Regions from separate parts of the Homo sapiens genome. Here region 2 is linked to region 1. The links are chromatin contacts, found by Hi-C or POLR2A ChIA-PET in ENCODE. All regions are on one chromosome and are shown on one strand. The core of a region is the stretch at or near the end of the contact, and the rest is flanking DNA. Distances in the headings are between cores, read along the strand shown.

Region 1 (3,839 bases), core at 141-2,640:
TGTACTACAGTTAAGGGAGCTGCTTTCTTCTCTTGTTCGCAATGTCCAAAAGGAAAAGTCAGCACAGCAAAATGGCATTGAAACGCCTCCGCCTCTTGATTTGCTGCCATTCCCCTTTATTCTGGGAGGGCTGGCAGAGCTGGAATGTCACCAGGTCCCCACTTGTCCTCGTGGTTGCCGGTGGGTCTCCAGCAGCATGCCAGCGAGCTTCCAAAGTGCCCGCCTAGAGGGCCAGGTTTCCTCATGTCTCAGCCTCCTCCCTTGCTGTGCGTAGCCAGCGTCGGCAGCCACAGAGGCAGCTGCTTCACTCACTCCTGCACTGGAGGGGAGGCAGAGGATGTTCCCTGGAGCCACCCAGCCAAGTGTGGCGGGTCATGGCGCAGCCCCCCAACTTCCCACCTGGCCAGCATTCCTCTCCACTTCCCACTCTAAATTAGACTCCCCTCACTAGGGAGGAAGACAGGACACATTGGGAAGGGGCCCCAGGGCAGAGATGACTCGGGCCTGCCTCTCCCACCCTCCGGAGTCACGGTTCTCTGATGCCAGGACAGATGAGCTCCAGCTCTCTCTCCCATCTTCAAGGAGCATCTGAAACAAACAGGAACTTAGATGGGTTTCTTTATGCTTTCTTGTGACATTGAAACACCCTGCAGAATGCATGTGGTAGATCAAGACTGTAAATGAGTTTCTTCTGCAGTATCTTCCTTTCGAATGTATGTGGGTCTTTGTGTGAGTGTGTATCACAGACATCATTAGTGAGAAAAGCTTTGGAGAGCTCATCACAGCTAGTTCTTTTCCCCCAGCATGCAAAATAGATCACTGAGCCAGCTGTTTATGGGAAATAATTATTACTCCCTGACAGCACCTAGGATTACAGGGAGAAAACTTTTAAGAAGAAGGCACCCAATTTCAGAAGATTTTGCTGATTAATTTTCTCACCACTTCCATTCAGTCTGCTTGCTTGCTCCAAAAATGGGTTTCTAAACTGGAAAAAAAAAAAAAAAAAAAAAGAGTGAATACATAACAGAGCATGTTTCCCAGGCAGCATTTTGTAACAGAACAATCATTTCCAAATGTCTCCTCTCCAGTTATAACGTCTTGAACCCTCTGCCACTCAGCCCCTTCAATGTGAAAGGGCTTCAGGCCTTCACCCGATCACATCTTTTGAATAGTAAACACAGAGACTGATGTGTGTCAAGGAAAGCACACTGAGAAATGTCCTTTCCCCCAGATTGCAGAGTAGAAAAGCAGTAACTGTGATTTATGTTGCTATTGTTCACAGTGCGCTCCCTGTTTATAGTTCATTGCATAGAAACAACCCGTCATTTACCAGAGAGGCATGTGAAGATGCGTTCATCCAAAGGAATGTTCCCTAAAAACAGTCTGTGCCTCCAGTGCCCCACCCCAGCACAAGAACGTGCACACACACACACACACACACACACACACACGTCAAGTCGAATACCATCTTGAATGAGCAAAAATAGCGTCCACCTCCAGGAGATATTCACATTTTCTCAGTGAGCTTTCTCAAGCCAAGCCTTAAATTGAGCTTGGAATTTCCTGGAGCCCTGGAAAGGCACTGGCCTTCGATTTAGCTCCACTGACCTTTGTTTAAGACATCTTCCCAGAGTCCCAGTTTCCTCATCTCTGAATTGGGACGATATAATCTGTGTACCTCTCACTTGGTGAGGTTCTCATGAGGAATAAAGGAGATGATGGCTTTAAAGTTCCTTTGATAACTTTTACGTTGTATTTAAATATTGGAGGTTTACGGTTTTTTAGAAACATTTGAAGCAGCATCTTCAATTGGAAGTATCTTCATTTGAAGTAGGGATATCTTATTTTTGACAATCCATGTACTAAGACGTTAAAATAACTTACATTACAATAATTAATCCACTTCTGTTTATTCCCTATCTGAATAGTAATTGCATCTTTACCAGCTGATGTGAAGCAAACTGTATGCCATTTGTCTTTACTTGGCAATAATCATAACTTATACATAAGAGGTCTTACTACTCGATAGACATCCTAAGTGTTTTCACAGATTCCCTCATCTGATCCTCTCAAATCTTATCAATACCATTCACAGATTCACTCCTTTGATCCTCCTCATATCCTAGAAATACCATTCTTCCTCTTTTGCAGCTGGAGAAGTCAAAGCTCAGGGAAATGAAGTAGGTTGTTCATGGTTCACAGGTAGTAAGTGACAAAGCCAGAGTCTGAATTCTGTTTTTTTTTTTTTTTTTTTTTTTTTTGAGACGGAGTCTTGCTCTGTTGCCCAGGCTAGAGTGCAGTGGCATGATCTCGGCTCACTGCAACCTCCATCTCCAGGGTTCAAGTGATTATCCTGCCTCAGCCTCCCAAGTAGCTGAGATTACAGGCACGTGCCACCACAACTGGCTCATTTTTTATATTTTTAGTAGGGATGGGGTTTCACCATGTTGGTCAGGCTCGAACTCCTGACCTTGTGATCCACCTGCCTTGACCTCCCAAAGTGCTGGGATTACAGGCGTGAGCCACCACGCCCAACCCCAGAATCTGAATTTATAACCAAATGCTGTGGGCATCCATCATCTTATTCTCTAGTATCAAAGGAAATCTGAATGAGTGTGGGAATTTCCAAATTGCCTTATAATTACTCAAATTAATTTACTGCTTGTAACAACTTTCTCAAAAGAAAAGCAGGTAGTGTTATTCTATTTTAGAAAAAAAAAACCTTAAAAATGAGATCATATGTCCAAAGTAATCCACTAGTAGCCCTGAGATTAAAACCGCTGCCTCTGATGCTTTGGTTTGCGGACAATGACCCACTGCAATGGTGAATTATGTGCCACCTTATTGTAAGTGGTAGAACAGAGAATTGGGGTTTCCAGGAAGATGGCCTAGCTCAGAGCTCATGCCTGAGGCCCCACCTGCCCCTGGGCTAGTGGGTGCTCCATGCCAGGCACCTGGGTAGACTTGAGCTGCTGTGTTCTGCTCAGACTATACAACTGTATCAGTTGGAATTGACTCAGGAAAACTGACCTTGTACAGAGGAAGGGGTTTCATACAGGAAAACAGGGCTTACCCCGCTGTTGGAGGGCCAGCCCTGAGGCCAGAAAGGGACCTTTCTGATCTGCACATGTGGAGGCCACAGAGAGGCTTCATCTCAGGAAAGGGCCCAATGGCCTTGGACAAAGCTCCACGTGCCTCATCTGCTGAGACCCTATATCTGCTAAGGTCTCACACCTGCTGAGACCCCACGCCTGCCGAGGTCCCACGCCTGCCGAGACCCCACGCCTGCCGAGACCCCACGCCTGCCGAGACCCCAGGCCTGCCGAGACCCCACGCCTGCTGAGATTCCACACCTGCTGAGACCGCATGCCTGCTGAGGTCCCACACCTGCTGAGGTCCCACATCTACTGAGGCCCATCCCTGCTGTGGCTGCATAGCTGCCTGCATCCACCCCAGAGCCTGTGGCTTCTCCCTTCTTCCTGCCTAAGTGGGTCTGGAGACAGGGGTGTGGACAAGGCCCTGGGTTCTGAGTCCCGCCCTCAGGCCTGGGAGTGGGGACAGGTGGCACCTGTGTCAACACCAGCAGGCAGGAACCTGGGTTCACCTTTGGGACCCCCTGCCCACCCCAGGTGAGGGCCAGCACATGGCAGCCTGGCCTCCCAGGACTCAGGTCCTGCCTGGGGAGAATCCGCACGCGTGGTGTACTGCCATTGCCTCCAGATGCCCAGCCACATAGCTGGAAAGAAAGGAGCAACGATTTAAAATAATCACAGTGAAAACTCATTGAAAAAAATGCTGTTCACTGTGGACGGCCACATATAGACTGCAAGCTAGACCAT
Region 2 (4,120 bases), core at 1,483-3,982, 770 kb before region 1:
CTCGGTGCACTGCAACCTCCACCTCCTGGGCTCAAGCGATTCTCCTGCCTCAGCCTCCCAAGTAGCTGAGATTACAGGTACATGCCATCACGCCTGGCTAATTTTTGTATTTTTTTGTAGAGACAGGGTTTCGCCATGTTGGCCAGGCTGGTTTTGAACTCCTGACTTCAAATGATCCCCCAGCCTCGGCCTCCCAAACTGTTGGGATTACAGGCGTGAGCCACCACGCCCAGCCCTGTTTAAGTTTATTCTGCTCAACTCAGATAGCCACCCTCAGTAGCCTCGAAGAAGAATCACAGAATGACGGAGCACTACTGGAATTTATCTGGCCAGTGGAGACAGGCATTGAACATCTAAGAAAACTGCCTCTCTTTTCCATTGCAATAGTCTTTCCAATAAAATGAAAAGAAAATGGAATTTTAAAACTTTAAGGAAAAGAACATGCTATTTCTTAACCTAAAAGTAAAGATTGCCCAGGGAGATGATAAAGGAATAAAATAATTCTCAGACTGTGTCTGCCTTCTAGTTTCAGCCAAGTCCCTAGATGACCAGAATAGATCAAAACAGCTGAGGGCAGCAGGAGGCAGGAGACCCCCTGAGTGACGGATATGCCTTCTCATGTGATATGGCAGGCACTCGCTCGGGGACAGAAACAGACATGATTCCCCAGCTCTAAGCCACTGTTGTTCTATGATAGATGAGAAGCCTTTCAAGCAAAATGTCTTTTTAAAAAATGTCTTGACTGTTCATTAGGTTTTATTATTATGATTGTTAAGTCAAATGTGTGTACACACTTGCAATTTTATTGACAGAGATCAAAGGCCTTTTAAAGCATTCGGTTTAAGGCAAGGGCCAAGCACCCAGAGCCTCTAAAAACTGTCACTACCTGGCCGGGAGTGGTGGCTCACGCCTGTAATCCCAGCATTTTGGGAGGCCAAGGTGGGTGGATCACTTGAGTTGAGGAGTTTGTGACCAGCCTGGCCAATAGAGTGAAACTCCATCTCTACTAAAAATGCAAAAAATTAGCCGGGTGTGTTGGTACACGCCTGTAATCCCAGCTACTCGGGAGGCTGTGGCAGGAGAATCGCTCGAACCCAGGAAGCAGAGGTTGTAGTGAGCTGAGATCATGCCATCCTCTTAGTCAGTTGTTTCCAGATTCTTCCCTCACACACTGATGTGTAACACAGGCTCCCAATGACATGGTGGCTTCTTCCTGAGGATGTGGGAGGGACCCCCTGCTCCCACTCCCCACAGCTCATGAGCTTGGCCTGCAGAGGGAGGGAAGGGGGGCCAGCAGGTCTGTGCTCCTTTGAGGGGGTGGCATCCAGCCCCATCCCATCCAAGACTTCTTCTAGGAGGTTCCCTTGGTGTCCCGCTAGGTAGTTAAGGGAAGCGAAGATTTCTTGATATGCATTACTCATGCAGGCCTATTGTGCATTTGAATCACCTGGAGATCTTGTCCACATGGTTTCTGGTTTGGGTGGTGGGGCGGGGCCTGAGAGCCTGGATTTCTGACAATTTTGGAGTAATGCCAGTCCTGCTGGGCCATTGGCCACACAGGTCAGGGGGCATTCACCTGTCATTATCTGTCCCATTCTTTCAGGCGCATTCGCTTGTTAACCAGAGACTGGGAGTTTTGTTGAATGCGTTCAAAGGCCTGTGACATTATTGCCCTGAGGCCACTGCAGCCCAGCTCTGTTCTGTAGGAATCAGTTTCTCTCCTTAGAGTGACAGGTGATCTCACCGCAGGGCTCCTTGGTTGAGTGTTGGCCCAAGGACACTATCAACTCTCAAGAGAAGCATCTGCCAGCCAGCCACCCATGATTCGCAGGGTTTAGGCTCTGGAACGGTGAAGAAGTGGCTCCACGCCATGGGCAGATCTGAAGGAATTCTTAGCAATCGTGTCCGTTCTGATGCTAAAATGAGGAAAATCTAAATCAACGCTGGGATGGACACAACAAAAGCAGAAATTCCAGCATATTTAGAAATAATCCCAATAATCCCAACCAGAAATAATCTAAGGTCTGCCATGGATAAAAATACAAAACCGGATTTAGGGCTAGATTCAGCAGGAAGGGCTTGTGGAATGACAGGAAGGAGAAGGGACAGGGAGGGGAGACACAGCTGATGGCCTCACTGTAGATTCAAGATGAGGATCAGTTAGAAGCATTTGGACAAAGGTCAAAGCTGTTAAAAAAAATTCATACACCATCAATCAAAATAAAACAACGTGAATGAAGTGACTCAGGGAACATGCAGTTTGGCTCAACTGTAAACTGCTTCAGTAACATCTTGCTCCCCTTCTCCTGGTCAAGAAACTACATTATTCATCTTCCAATAACAGATTATCGCCCTGTTCTTGGAATGAGAGGAGCTCCACATTGCTGGAAAATAGCACAGCTCACAACACCTAGAAGAATATCCACATGACTTTCAACATACTTTAGAAAAAAAATCACAACAAAGTGGCTCAATGACTAAAGAGAGACATTTCTTCTATTTGCCATAAAAACCAGAAAGGCTATTTGCAGAAAAAGAGCCAACATATTTTCTTGAAGTCATTGGTAGGCTGTCTCTTCCCCAAGCAGAAATTCAAAAACACAATATAAACATTTGGTTCAAGTCTTGGCACTTTCTGCAGTAAGAACAATACCCCTCCCTCTCCCTGGTGGTAGCAGAACTGGGGAGCCCTGGGCTGAGCCCGTTCCCTCCCTCTCTGCCATACTGCCTGCTGGAAGACTGGAGGAACGTCTAAACTTAGCACATCGTGGTGTAGGCAAGATTATGCAAGCACAAGGAGATAGTCCAAGCAAATGTTCTGAAATGAATTCATATCTTCAAGATCAGAGTCTAGACTTATTTGCCCAGACGCTCAGCACTTCCCTGCTCTTGTTTTTGAAAATTGTGGTCCTTGGCACCCAGTTAGTTTGTCCTATCTTCATAGATTCTGGGAGGGGGCCAGACACCAGCGTGACTGTCTATGCACACTGCGTGCTGGACTGTCATGTGTGAGGGCGTGTTGTGGGTGTGCCTGCACATGCCTGCATGTGTGAGTGCTCCTTCTTCAGGAAGTATTTTTACCTCATTGCACATTCCCCTTCCTGCATAAAATGAACTCCTTCCATTTCTTAACCAAAATGATTCTTGCCCATCAATCAGGATTCTGTTTAAATGTCATTTTCTTAAAGGTCTTAAAGGGTATCCTCAGATCACTGGAACCCAAGTAGGAATTTGGATAAATTATCTCATGTCCCAGTTCTTTTCCTTAACACATTTTTGCCATAATATATACCCTTGAATTTTTAATTGTTTAATGCCTGTCTCTCACTAGTCTACCAAATTACTGAGGATGGAGACCCTATCTGTTTCTTTATTGTTGTATACTTAACATATAACAAAGTGCTTAACACCTAGAAGCCAGGTAATTAATAAACAGTCAGATAAATACATGAGCAACTGAATAATAAAGATAACTCCATATAGTTATATGTGGAAATATATATATATTATATATACACTGTTGTGATTATCGTTATTACTTTTGTCATCACTGTTCTAATTTGGGGTTCAGTTTTTATTAATTATTTATAAAATTTAGTAATTTCTAGATTTACCATAATATAAATTAATTATTACTATCTAATACAAAATTACTGTTTACCAGCAAATTCTCACAAATAATTATTATAGTAACAAGAAACTATTACTATAACTAAATTATTACAAATTATTATTATAGTCTATGAATCCAACAGGAAACAGCAGCTCTTATTTTGAATAGGTAAGGTTTCTAAGCTGGAGGGATCAGGTCTTCCTTATCCAGCTTAATTTCTAGTCCTTCCATGACATTTTTCCAGATAATATGCCGGGACACCCTTAGCATTCCATCAAGTTTTGGGTAAGAATATTTTCCATCTCTGGCCAGCTTGATTTGCCGAGCTGTGCTAGATGTCAGCAGCTGCACTGGACATTAGCTGAGGGTAAATAATGAACATGCATCAGCTTCCAACTCTGTGCCAGCCTGTGCCACATCTTTGGCCCTGGGTAAGGTTAGCCTAAGTGATGCCAGCCAAACACCCTCTGCAGGCTCCTTCCCATCTTCTTGGTTCCCCTTCTTCCC

Evidence for each region. Hi-C counts contacts between places; a loop is a spot of excess contacts on that map. ChIA-PET counts read pairs that join two places held with the same protein, here RNA polymerase II (POLR2A). Pooled maps may share reads with other maps.
Region 2: POLR2A ChIA-PET joins it to region 1 with 10 read pairs in A549. The contact joins two enhancer-like sites. A Hi-C loop is called at or near these places in 1 of 168 maps with a recorded cell type or tissue (breast epithelium) and 1 of 50 pooled maps. POLR2A ChIA-PET finds 5 or more read pairs at or near these places in 3 of 52 experiments (A549, activated T-cell and naive thymus-derived CD4-positive, alpha-beta T cell).

What each region holds. Positions count from the first base shown.
Region 1 is chr10:3,290,302-3,294,140 of GRCh38, reverse strand. No RefSeq gene overlaps it. Among named protein-coding and RNA genes, the nearest start is that of LINC02668, 35 kb to the right of the region's middle. Within about 2 kb of position 1,390, at least 4 of the 41 ENCODE cell types and tissues checked have a DNase peak (open chromatin) inside an H3K27ac peak, as active enhancers do; they include breast epithelium, where a contact is called at or near this core.
Region 2 is chr10:4,060,411-4,064,530 of GRCh38, reverse strand. The region is part of intron 4 of LOC107984195 (a long non-coding RNA gene); the gene reads right to left. Among named protein-coding and RNA genes, the nearest start is that of MIR6078, 71 kb to the right of the region's middle. Within about 2 kb of position 2,732, at least 14 of the 41 ENCODE cell types and tissues checked have a DNase peak (open chromatin) inside an H3K27ac peak, as active enhancers do; they include breast epithelium, where a contact is called at or near this core.